2 separate regions of the Homo sapiens genome follow, and region 1 is linked to region 2. A link is an interaction called in ENCODE POLR2A ChIA-PET data of the cell type or tissue named here. Cell type or tissue: OCI-LY7. All regions are shown on one strand.

Region 1 (5,000 bases), 57 kb before region 2:
CCAGACACAGCCCACTCCCCAATTCCCTACCAATAACTGTAGGAGCATTCTATGAACTTTGAAGCAGAACTACTTGTTCTCCTTCTACAGGTAACACCCTTGTCTGCCCTCCCCTTGGCAATCAGTAGAAAAATAGAGACAAAATTTGTATATTTTAATAATTCAACACTTTAAAAGGAAACTGATCAACATTGATTTGAATGTCTCTTAAAATTCCAGCCCAAATGACATCAAATTTGGAGGCCTAAAACAGCCTTTAAAAAATTCTTTTCTTAGTCATTAACAGTACTAGATTAAGATCTCCTCAGCTTTCACCAACAAAGAAATAAGTAAACTCTGAGCATTTTTCATAAAACGTATTTCAGATTGTTATTTTAAAAAGCTCATTTACAGCAAGTTTCTCTCCTTCTCACTCAGAAACAAAATATTCTTTTTAAAGACTGTTTCAAAGAGGTGATTCAGATTTACAAGTGATGGGGTAAGAGTCTTTAGAATCCCCTTATCTTTTTCTCAGGGACAAAGAGAAGTGCCCCCTCCCAACCCCTGCCACATCCCCCACATACACACATACCCCTAAAGGGCAGCAGGAATTTTGTTTACTCTTCCACTAAAGGAACACAGTCTCAAATTTTGGCCAAGAATCAGGAACTTAACTTGTATTTATACTGGCAATGCCGGTGAGAAAAAAACTTAGTGGGGGACATTTTGCTAAACTAACTCTGCTCAAAAGTTTAAAAGCTCTGCACAAGATTAACCAAATCTAAACAGTGAACAGCACTCCTGCTATCAAGAACTCCTTCTTTCACCTCAGTCAAGTATGCAGAATGAGTACCTATCTATCACCCCATTTCAACCAAAGCCAGAATTTTCTGATTCCATGAACGGCTACACGTTCCTTTCACACATTATCCAAATAATGTGCACATTCCCAGTGCTTTCCCAACTAATTCTACATAAACTAAAAAGGAAGTGAAAAAAAAGCCATTTCCTTTCCGTTGTTCTTTTACCTACATCCTAAGACTTTCGGAAATTACAATTGCCATGATTCATCTTTAAAAGCTTCCATCCACATAAAAATGCCTGGATTAATACCACATTAACTAGAGGCTATTTCTTTCACCTGTGTCTGTTTTCCCTTTTATAGAATGGTAGAATTTTGTGAATTATTCTTTTTATGTAAATGCTATGAGTAGCAGAGGGACTATATACTCTGCTTTGAAAGCAGGGATTATGCTTGCTTTCCTTTGTTCTGTATACATGAAAACATCTACTATGAACAAGAAAGATATTCAAGAGATACATTTTGTCTTGTGAAAGTTTGGTAATAACAGACAGCCACAACTGAAATTTATACAGCACTTCATAAATTACAATGCACTTTCACATTTATTCCTCCTAACCATCTGAGGATAAAGGCTTTATCAACATCCCCATTTTACTTATGAGGAAACTAAGGCTCAAGAGAAATAAAACGGCTTGAATAAGACTACCCAACAAATAAAACAAATGAACTGGAAATCAAATCCACCTCTTCTTGCCCCAGATATTTCTGCTTAGAGTATCAGGAAAAAAAAAGGGAGGGGGGGGGTATTATTAAATACTAGTTAAAATAAGATAAATGGGCATTAAGTTCTTTAAAATCAAGGATAAAAGTAATTTTTAGTAAAGATGGTACATGTATTCAGAAAGTGGTTTCCATGTCCCCCAAAATGCAAATAAAAATGAGACCTAGTTTACTTTGCCTCACTGTCTCCCAAGAATAGACTTCTAGCAATCACAGTCGGCCTATATTTACACCTGAAAAAACAGGAATAAAAAGTTTCTTAATTGTATAAATTTAAGGGTTTCAAGTGCAGCTTAGTTATATGGATATACTGTCTAGTAGTGAAGTCTGGGCTTTTACCGTAATCACCACCTGAATAATGTACACTGTACTTCATTAAGTACCTTCTCATCTCTCACCCTCTTCCCACCACCCCATCCTTCCGATTCTTTCACAGTGTTTCCTAAGTGACCTACAGGAAACCCTAGGTAGTGACTACAGTGAAAAATTCTAAGGGAAATCTCTCTTTGGGACCTACCACTTGCCCTCATCTCTCTAACCCTCTTTTCAACATCCACAAGTTTCCCTCCATTTGGGAAGAGAAGATATTGTTCAATTTTAGACTCATGTGTCTAAGATATATTAATGACACTTTGAAATAATAAACGTATTTTGTAAAACTTTTACGCTACCCTACAAAAGAAATGTCTCCCTAATCTGTTAGAGTTTCTTCTCTTTATTAAAAGTTCTAATAAAATTACCACAGTAAAAGAGAAATGGGATTCAGAGAAACTGAATAGATCTTATCCTAATGAAAAATCCTCTACATTCTCAACCCCAGCAATCTTTATATAGAGATCAACAAAATGACATCAATATCACTACCGCCAATATCATTAGCAAAACCAACCCCCTCCTCCACCCCCATCAGCAGGGCAAGTAGGGAGCTTAGAGATGCTTGGCTATAGACAGCAGACACGCTCTTATGCTCACTCAAATACCCCAATTATGAGCCCCATAAAAGCAAACTTAGTTCTGAGTTGCTGATCACTGATAGCTAAAATTTCTCACTTTCAGGCTCAAGGCTGAAAACAAAAGAACACTTAAGTAATACGTGAGCAATTCATTTACTACAGAACAAAGGGTAACACAAACTTTTGATCCTTCTCCATTTTTTAGTGTTCTAAAATTTTCATGCCATTGAAATTAACAAAATCTAAACACAGTATGACAGTGGGAGGGTAGTGGCATCTAATTTTGGCTGAAGCTAAGCAAATAATCTACATAGGTGTTCCATCTTCATTTATTTTGTTACTAGTCAAAGCAATCAATGGCAGGGCTACTTTTCTAATTAAGTCTCCAAATTCCCTGTTCTTTCCAATATGCCATGATATTCCACCTGTCTGGGAGATAGATGATCCTTCTAAACAGAGATCCATAATACAATTAAATCAGATGCACTGTCTTGTAGTTATTATCCTTAGTATAATAATCCCACTACTAGACTGTCCACAAAGTCGACACAGAATTTTTGCAATTTCTTTGTGAAAGACAAACATTTTCACTCTACACCTTATACAGATGACTAAGGAACCAAGCAATATTTACCAATATTTCATCTGTTTAGAGATTCTTATGGTTATTGGTTTTGGTCTCTGTTTTTGGTTGCTTGGTTGTTGTGAGAATGAAACACAGAGAATGGGAGAGGCTTGCAAATGGGAAAGAAGCTTAGTCACCATTATTACACAGATGATGGTGGGGGAATCTCTGTGTTCCATCTGCCCAAAGCACCCAACCACCCCTCTACCATCTAGAAAATTCACAATCAACCTACAAGACCCCCATTCAAATGTCACCTATGTAGCTGACTCACAAACATACAGCAGACTCATCTATCATTTTCTTTCAGTGCTTTCATAGCACGTAGTTTACAGGATAGAACTGTAGCACTAATTATATCATTAAAAATTTTTACTCATGTTTCCCCAGCATATATTCTAGATCCTGAAAGGCAAGAAAAATATTATGGATCATTTTATCTCCAACATTTATCCCAGTGCCCAGGATAGTGACTTTCAAATAAATGCTTGTGAAAAAGATGGATCCTGAGAACAATGACGACTAGTGCACAGGACATAACACGAAATGTTGAATTTTTCCACCCACATCCATCCAGCATATTCATTCATCCACATCCTCCAGCTTATCTGAAACAAGGCTATGGAGCTACATGTCTATCAATACTACCTCAAACAACAGTAAATTCCTTCACCTGGAATTTCAGCTTTATTATAATGAAAGGATATGTTGCCTAATAGGATCCTAGAATACCTAGAAAAGTGATATATACAGGCAGGTGGTCAATTCTTGGTTTCTTTGGGCCACAATTAAACAGATCACTCAACTTACAAAGAAATGATGGCTGAGATTTGTAATAATATGCCCAAGATCGCATAGTTAAATGAGTGGCACTGTTAAGATTAGAGCTCAGAATCAAGAAAAATGTGTGTATACATACGGATGTATTTGTTCAGCTAAACAATGCAACGGGGTGCTTAGGATTTATGTGGCATTTAAAGCAGATAAAGCAGTATGTGCTGAGGTGCTAGCAGGAATTTGCACAATCTGGAGCTAGTCTCCAGAATTACTGGTTTGAGAAAACTGCCCCACATCCTTAGAACTCCCCTGTAGTTGCAAACTGCCAAATCATCCCAAGAATTACAAAATGTTAATAAATTAAGTATAAGGTGAATGGAAAAACACAACTCAAGGTTGATATCCAAAAAATAAGAAGAAAGGAGAAAAACCTTCAGAAATTCTAGTAACAGAAAGACATTTTCCGGGTTAATTATCCTGCAATAAACATCACAGATAGAAAGCTGCCTTTTTCACAAAAAGTTTTACAAACACCAGAATAGCATAACTCAGGATCCTCTGCAAACTTCTTACAAATATCTGACCTGCTAAAGTCACCTTATTGGTTAGAGCACCAAACTGTCAAGAGTATCAAGAATCTGTAATCCTATTTCCAATAATAATGGTCCTAAATGGCAGACTGGGCTTCCTAGTTTCCTCAAATACTTCTAAATTTCAGTCACTGTTCATAAAAAGATGCTGATCTATCACTTTATTAAAATTATAGATACACTATCAAAAAGGGTTTTAATCGTTGTCAAATTCAGCCTTATCTTGTCCAAGCAATCATCTGGACTCCTTTTAAATGTTTCAGCCACCGGAAACTCCCTTTATTTTAAAACACAGCCCATTTTTCCAATAACCAGAGGTAAAACTGTCTTCAAAAGGACAAAATCTGCCAACCTATAGTGATTATCCACTGGTCCTAGTTCCAGCCTCAAAGCACTCACATTCTCCAGAGTGTATGTAGGTGTTTTGTAGAAACAACTGACATTCTGAGGTCTGTTATTTTTATACACCCTATGGATAATCATCCATGTAG
Region 2 (5,000 bases):
CAATGGCGCGATCTTGGCTCACCGCAACCTCCCCCTCCCAGGTTCAAGCGATTCTCCAGCCTCAGCCACCCGAGTAGCTGGGATTACAGGCGTGTGTCACCACGCCCGGCTAATTTTGTATTTTTAGTAGAGACAGGGTTTCTCCATGTTGGTCAGGCTGGTCTTGAACTCCTGACCTCAGGAGATCCGCCCCGACTCCCCCACCCCCGGCTTCTCAAAGTGCTGGGATTACAGGCGTGAGCCACTGCACCAGGCCCTCACTTCTACTTAGGCATCTTTCATGTTCTCAACCACTATTGAAGATACTGCTTGAAAATAGACTAAACTTCCACATTATAGCATGTTTATGTTTGAAAATTCCTGCTGCCATGCTCATCCACTAGATCAAAGCCCCTTCTGGATGAAATGTCTGTATATCTCATGGCTCTTCTTAATAAAGATGAGACAGAATATTTACAGATTTAAAAAATATAATCAAATTTCAAGTTTGGGGATATTACTGCCAACTTTACAGAGACAAAATAGTTACAAAGGAATATTATGAATAATTGAATGCCAACAATTAGAAACCTATATGGAATGGATAAATTCTTAGAAAGACAAAAATTAGCAAATCCAAATTAAGAAGAAATAGAATTGATCTATAGAAGTAAAAAGGTTGAATCAGTATTTCAAGATAACTTCCCACAATAAAACAACAGATGAATTCACTATTGAATTCTACCAGATGTTTAAGGAAGAATTAACACTAATCCTTTACAAACTCTTCAAAAACTTAAAAGAGAAGAGACCATTTTCAATTCATTCTACAAGGCCAGTATTGCCCTGATATCAAAACTGGACAATGACATATATAAAATAAAACTACAGAGCATCTCTTATAAATATAGATGCAAAAGTTGCTAATAAAATACTAGTAAACAGTCCAGCAACATATAAAAAGTAACACACAACATCACCAAATAAGATTTATCCTGGAATACAAGGTTTATTTAACAAACAAAAATTAATCAATGTTATACAACATATTAACAGAATAAAGGATGAGAACTTTATTCTTTTTTTTTTTAAGACGAGGTCTTTCTCTGTTGCCCAGGCTGGAGCGCAGTGTGCGATACCTGCTCACTGCACCTTCTGCCTCCTGGGGGAATTTTATTCTATAGTCGTCTCAATAGAGGGGAAAAGGCATTTGACAAAATGTAATAGCATTTCATAATAAAAACACTCAACAAACTAGAAACTGAAGGGAACTTCCTCAATCTGGTAAAGGGCAGCTACAAAAAAATCCAGAATTAACATCATCCTTAACAGTAAAAGTTGAAAGCTTTACCCTCTAAGCTCAAGAAAAAGACAAAGAGGTCCACTTTCACCACTTTTATTCAACATTGTACTGGAGGTTCTAACCAGGACAATTAGGTAGGAAAAAGAAATAAAAGATACCCAAATTGAAAAGGAAAGAGTAAAACTGTCTCTATTTGTTGACATGATCTTCTATGTACAAAATCCTAAGGAATCTATGAAAAAATAAATAAACAGAGCTAATAAATGGGTTCAGCAAGATTGCAAAATATAAGATCAATATGCAAAAATCAATTATACAAAATCAATCAATACAAAGATCAATATGCAAAAATCAATTATAGGACAATTTCATGTCCTAGCAAAGAACAACGCAAAAAATAAAATTAAGAAAGTAATTCCACTTGAAATAGCATCAAAAATATAACATATTTAGGAGTAAATTGAACCAAAGAAGCATAAGACTTGTTCACTGAAAATTACAAAACAACATTGAAAGAAATTAAAGACCTAATTAATTATAAAGATATTCTGTGTTCACAGATCCAGGCATAACATTTTTAAGATGGAAAAATTCTCCAAATTAATTCACAAATTTAGTGCAACCTCTACCAAAATCTTAGCTTCCCTCCTGCAACCTCTTTTTTTTTTTTCAGAAATTGGCAAGCTGATCCTACAATGTATATGGAAATGCAAGGGATACAGAGAAATCAAAACAGCTTTTCACAATAGACCATTAGAAGTCTCACACTTTCCAATTTCAAGGCTTACTACAAAGCTACATTAATAAACAATATTTTACTTGTATAAGAATGGACAAATTGGTCAATGGAATAAAATTTATAGTTCAGAAATAAAACCATACATCTATGACAAGCTACCAAGACCATTCATGGGGGAAAGAATTATCTTCTAAACAAATGTGGTGAGACAACTAGATATCCACATGCGAAAATAAATAAATAAATAAAGGTGAAACCCAACCTCACACCATATATAAAACTTTACTTAAAGTAGATCAGGCCGGGCGCGGTGGCTCACGCATGTAATCCCAGCACTTTGAGAGGCTGAGGTGGGTGGATCACGAGGTCAGGAGATGGAGGCCATCTTGGTGAACGTGGTGAAACCTTGTCTCCACTAAAAATACAAATAATTGGCCAGGTGTGGTGGTGGGCGCCTGTAGTCCCAGCTACTCAGGAGGCTGAGGCAGGAGAATGGCATGAACCCAGGTGGTGGAGCTTGCAGTGAGCCGAGATGGCGCCACTGCACTCCAGCCTGGGTGACAGAGTGAGACTCTGTCTCAAAAAAAAAGAAAGTGGTTCAAAGACCTAAATTTTAGAGTTTCACTATAGAACTCTTAGATAATAATATAGGCATAAATCTTTGTGACTTTCAAGTAGCTAATAGTTTCTTATAGTACTCAAAAACAAGAAACACAAGAAAAAATAGATACATTGGACTTTTTTCAAATAAAACCCTTTGTTCTTCAAAAGACATGATCAAGAAAGTGAAACTACCCTCAGATTGTGAAAAAATGTTTTCAAATTATGTATCTGATAAGGAACTAGAATCCAGAATACAATGAACTCTTACAACTTAACAATAAAAATACTCAATTTTTAAAAAGGGCCAAGTATTTGAACAGATGTTTCTACTTTATTTCAACAAATTCAGGCCATTGTTAACTCTTTTAAATGAAAAAAAGAACTCCAAGCACCGTCTTGTCAGGATGTCAGAAACTCTACTTTTGCTTCCTTCCTTCCGCTATTTTTTTCATTTAACTACATGTAAGGAATTCTACCAAGAATTAATAGTCAGAGAGAAGTAAAAATAAAATTGTTCAATTTTCTTACTACAAAAAAAGTAATAAGGCCAAGAGCTTACTGGAGTCTGAAAGTAATTATTCAAATCAGTTTGAGTCACCATACAAACACTTATCTGTGCTTTTCTTGTCACTCATCGTGAGAAATAGTCAGATGCAAGTGAATCTTAAAGCTATCTGTTCCCTGTAAATTATAACTTGACGAAGCCTTCATTGACAAAATGGAAATGCCATTTATATCCTGTAATTGATACATAGACTGAGTTATTAAAGTATTGCTATTGAAAATACAAAGTTCAAATGTTTCTAAGTTTTCTTTAAAATGGGGGTCTCTGTTATTGGAGCAATCATTTTCTATCTCTGTGTTTCCCCAATTGTGATATGTGGGCAAGAGATCATGTGGGTTAAGCATGTAGCTCTGCGTTGGGTAGATCTGGGTTTCACTTTTGGTTCCAAAACTGTCTTCTTTTACTGTAAAAGATGAAAAATTATAGTTGTGCAATTGTTGAGGGATTGCTATGGAAATTAAATGAGGTACTATTTGTGAGGTGCTTAGTACAGGGCCTGGCATGTGATGATTGCTCAATAAATGGCAACAATAATATTGCTATATACTATAAATGTGTATAACAAGAACTCCTCAAACAAATATTCTAACTTCATTTATCCATCCAATACAATCGATAGTAAACATCTGCTTTTATTTGAATGATTTGGTTATGCACTCATGACAAGAATTTAGTATTTTATTAAGGAGAGAGAGAGATAAAAGATTTAATTAAAGATCTTTGCAGACTTTTCCCCAAAGTGGATGGAAATGGTCATGAAACAGGGACTTCTTTGTCTATGTCTCTTTTTAAAAATCAATTCATTAAAAATTTGACAAAATTCTGTACATCTATTGTGTACAACATGATGTATTGAAATATGTATACATTATGTTATGACTAAATTGAAGAAATTAGCATATGATTCCTTCACATACAACATTTTTGTGTGGTGAGAACACTTAAAATTTACTTCTTTAGTGATTTTCAACAATAAAATACATTGTTATTAATGATATCACTAGGCTGTACAGATTTCTGAAACTTAACTTCTGCTATCTAACTGATATTTTGTGTCTTTTAAACATCTCTTACACATTCTCCCTTCCCCACAACCCAAGCTCCTGGTAACTACCATTTTCCTCTCTGCTTCTAATAGTTCACATTTTCTTAGATTCCACATAAAAGTGAAATTATGACAAATAAAAATATTTGTCCTTCTGTGTCTGTTTTATTTTATTGAACATAATATCCTTCAAGCTTATATATTTTATCACAAATGAGAGGATTTTCTTCTTTTAAATGACTGAAGACATTTCAATTGTGCATATATACCACATTTTCTTTACGTTTTCATCCCATCATAGACATAGCTTGATTCAATATCACGGCCATTGGGAATAATGCCGTGATGAATATGTTAGAGCACTGAACATATTAATTTCGTTTGTTTTTTATTTATTTATTTATTTATTTATTTATTTATTTATTTATTGAGATGGAGTCTTGGTCTGTTGCCCAGGCCGGAGTGCAGTGGCGCAATCTCCACTCACTGCAAGCTCTGTCTCCCAGGTTTACGCCATTCTCCTGCCTCAGCCTCCCGAGCACCTGGGCCTACAGGCGCCTGCCACCATGCCTGGCTAATTTTTTATATTTTTAGTAGAGATGGGGTTTCACCATGTTAGCCAGGATGGTCTCGATCTCCTGACTTCGTGATCCACCCACCTCGGTCTCCCAAAGTGCTGGGATTACAGGCGTGAGCCACTGCGCCTGGCTGATTTCTTTTAGATATATAAACAGTAGTGGGAATGCTGGATCATCTGGTAGTTCTA

The links. ChIA-PET counts read pairs that join two places held together with the same protein. Peaks named below come from ENCODE experiments on the same cell type or tissue, not always from the same donor. Only the 100,000 strongest peaks of a DNase experiment are listed, where the experiment ranks them.
Region 1: POLR2A ChIA-PET joins it to region 2 with 22 read pairs; 3 of 35 experiments call an interaction of 5 or more read pairs at or near these places.

The regions. Positions count from the first base shown.
Region 1 is chr3:191,346,555-191,351,554 of GRCh38, reverse strand. All of the region lies in intron 1 of CCDC50 (coiled-coil domain containing 50), which reads right to left. Among named protein-coding and RNA genes, the nearest start is that of UTS2B, 19 kb to the right of the region's middle. In OCI-LY7, no CTCF peak of the experiment used is centred here; no DNase peak of the experiment used is centred here.
Region 2 is chr3:191,289,072-191,294,071 of GRCh38, reverse strand. All of the region lies in intron 4 of UTS2B (urotensin 2B), which reads left to right. Among named protein-coding and RNA genes, the nearest start is that of CCDC50, 38 kb to the left of the region's middle. In OCI-LY7, no CTCF peak of the experiment used is centred here; no DNase peak of the experiment used is centred here; H3K4me3 peaks cover 1,278 bases; H3K27ac peaks cover 613 bases.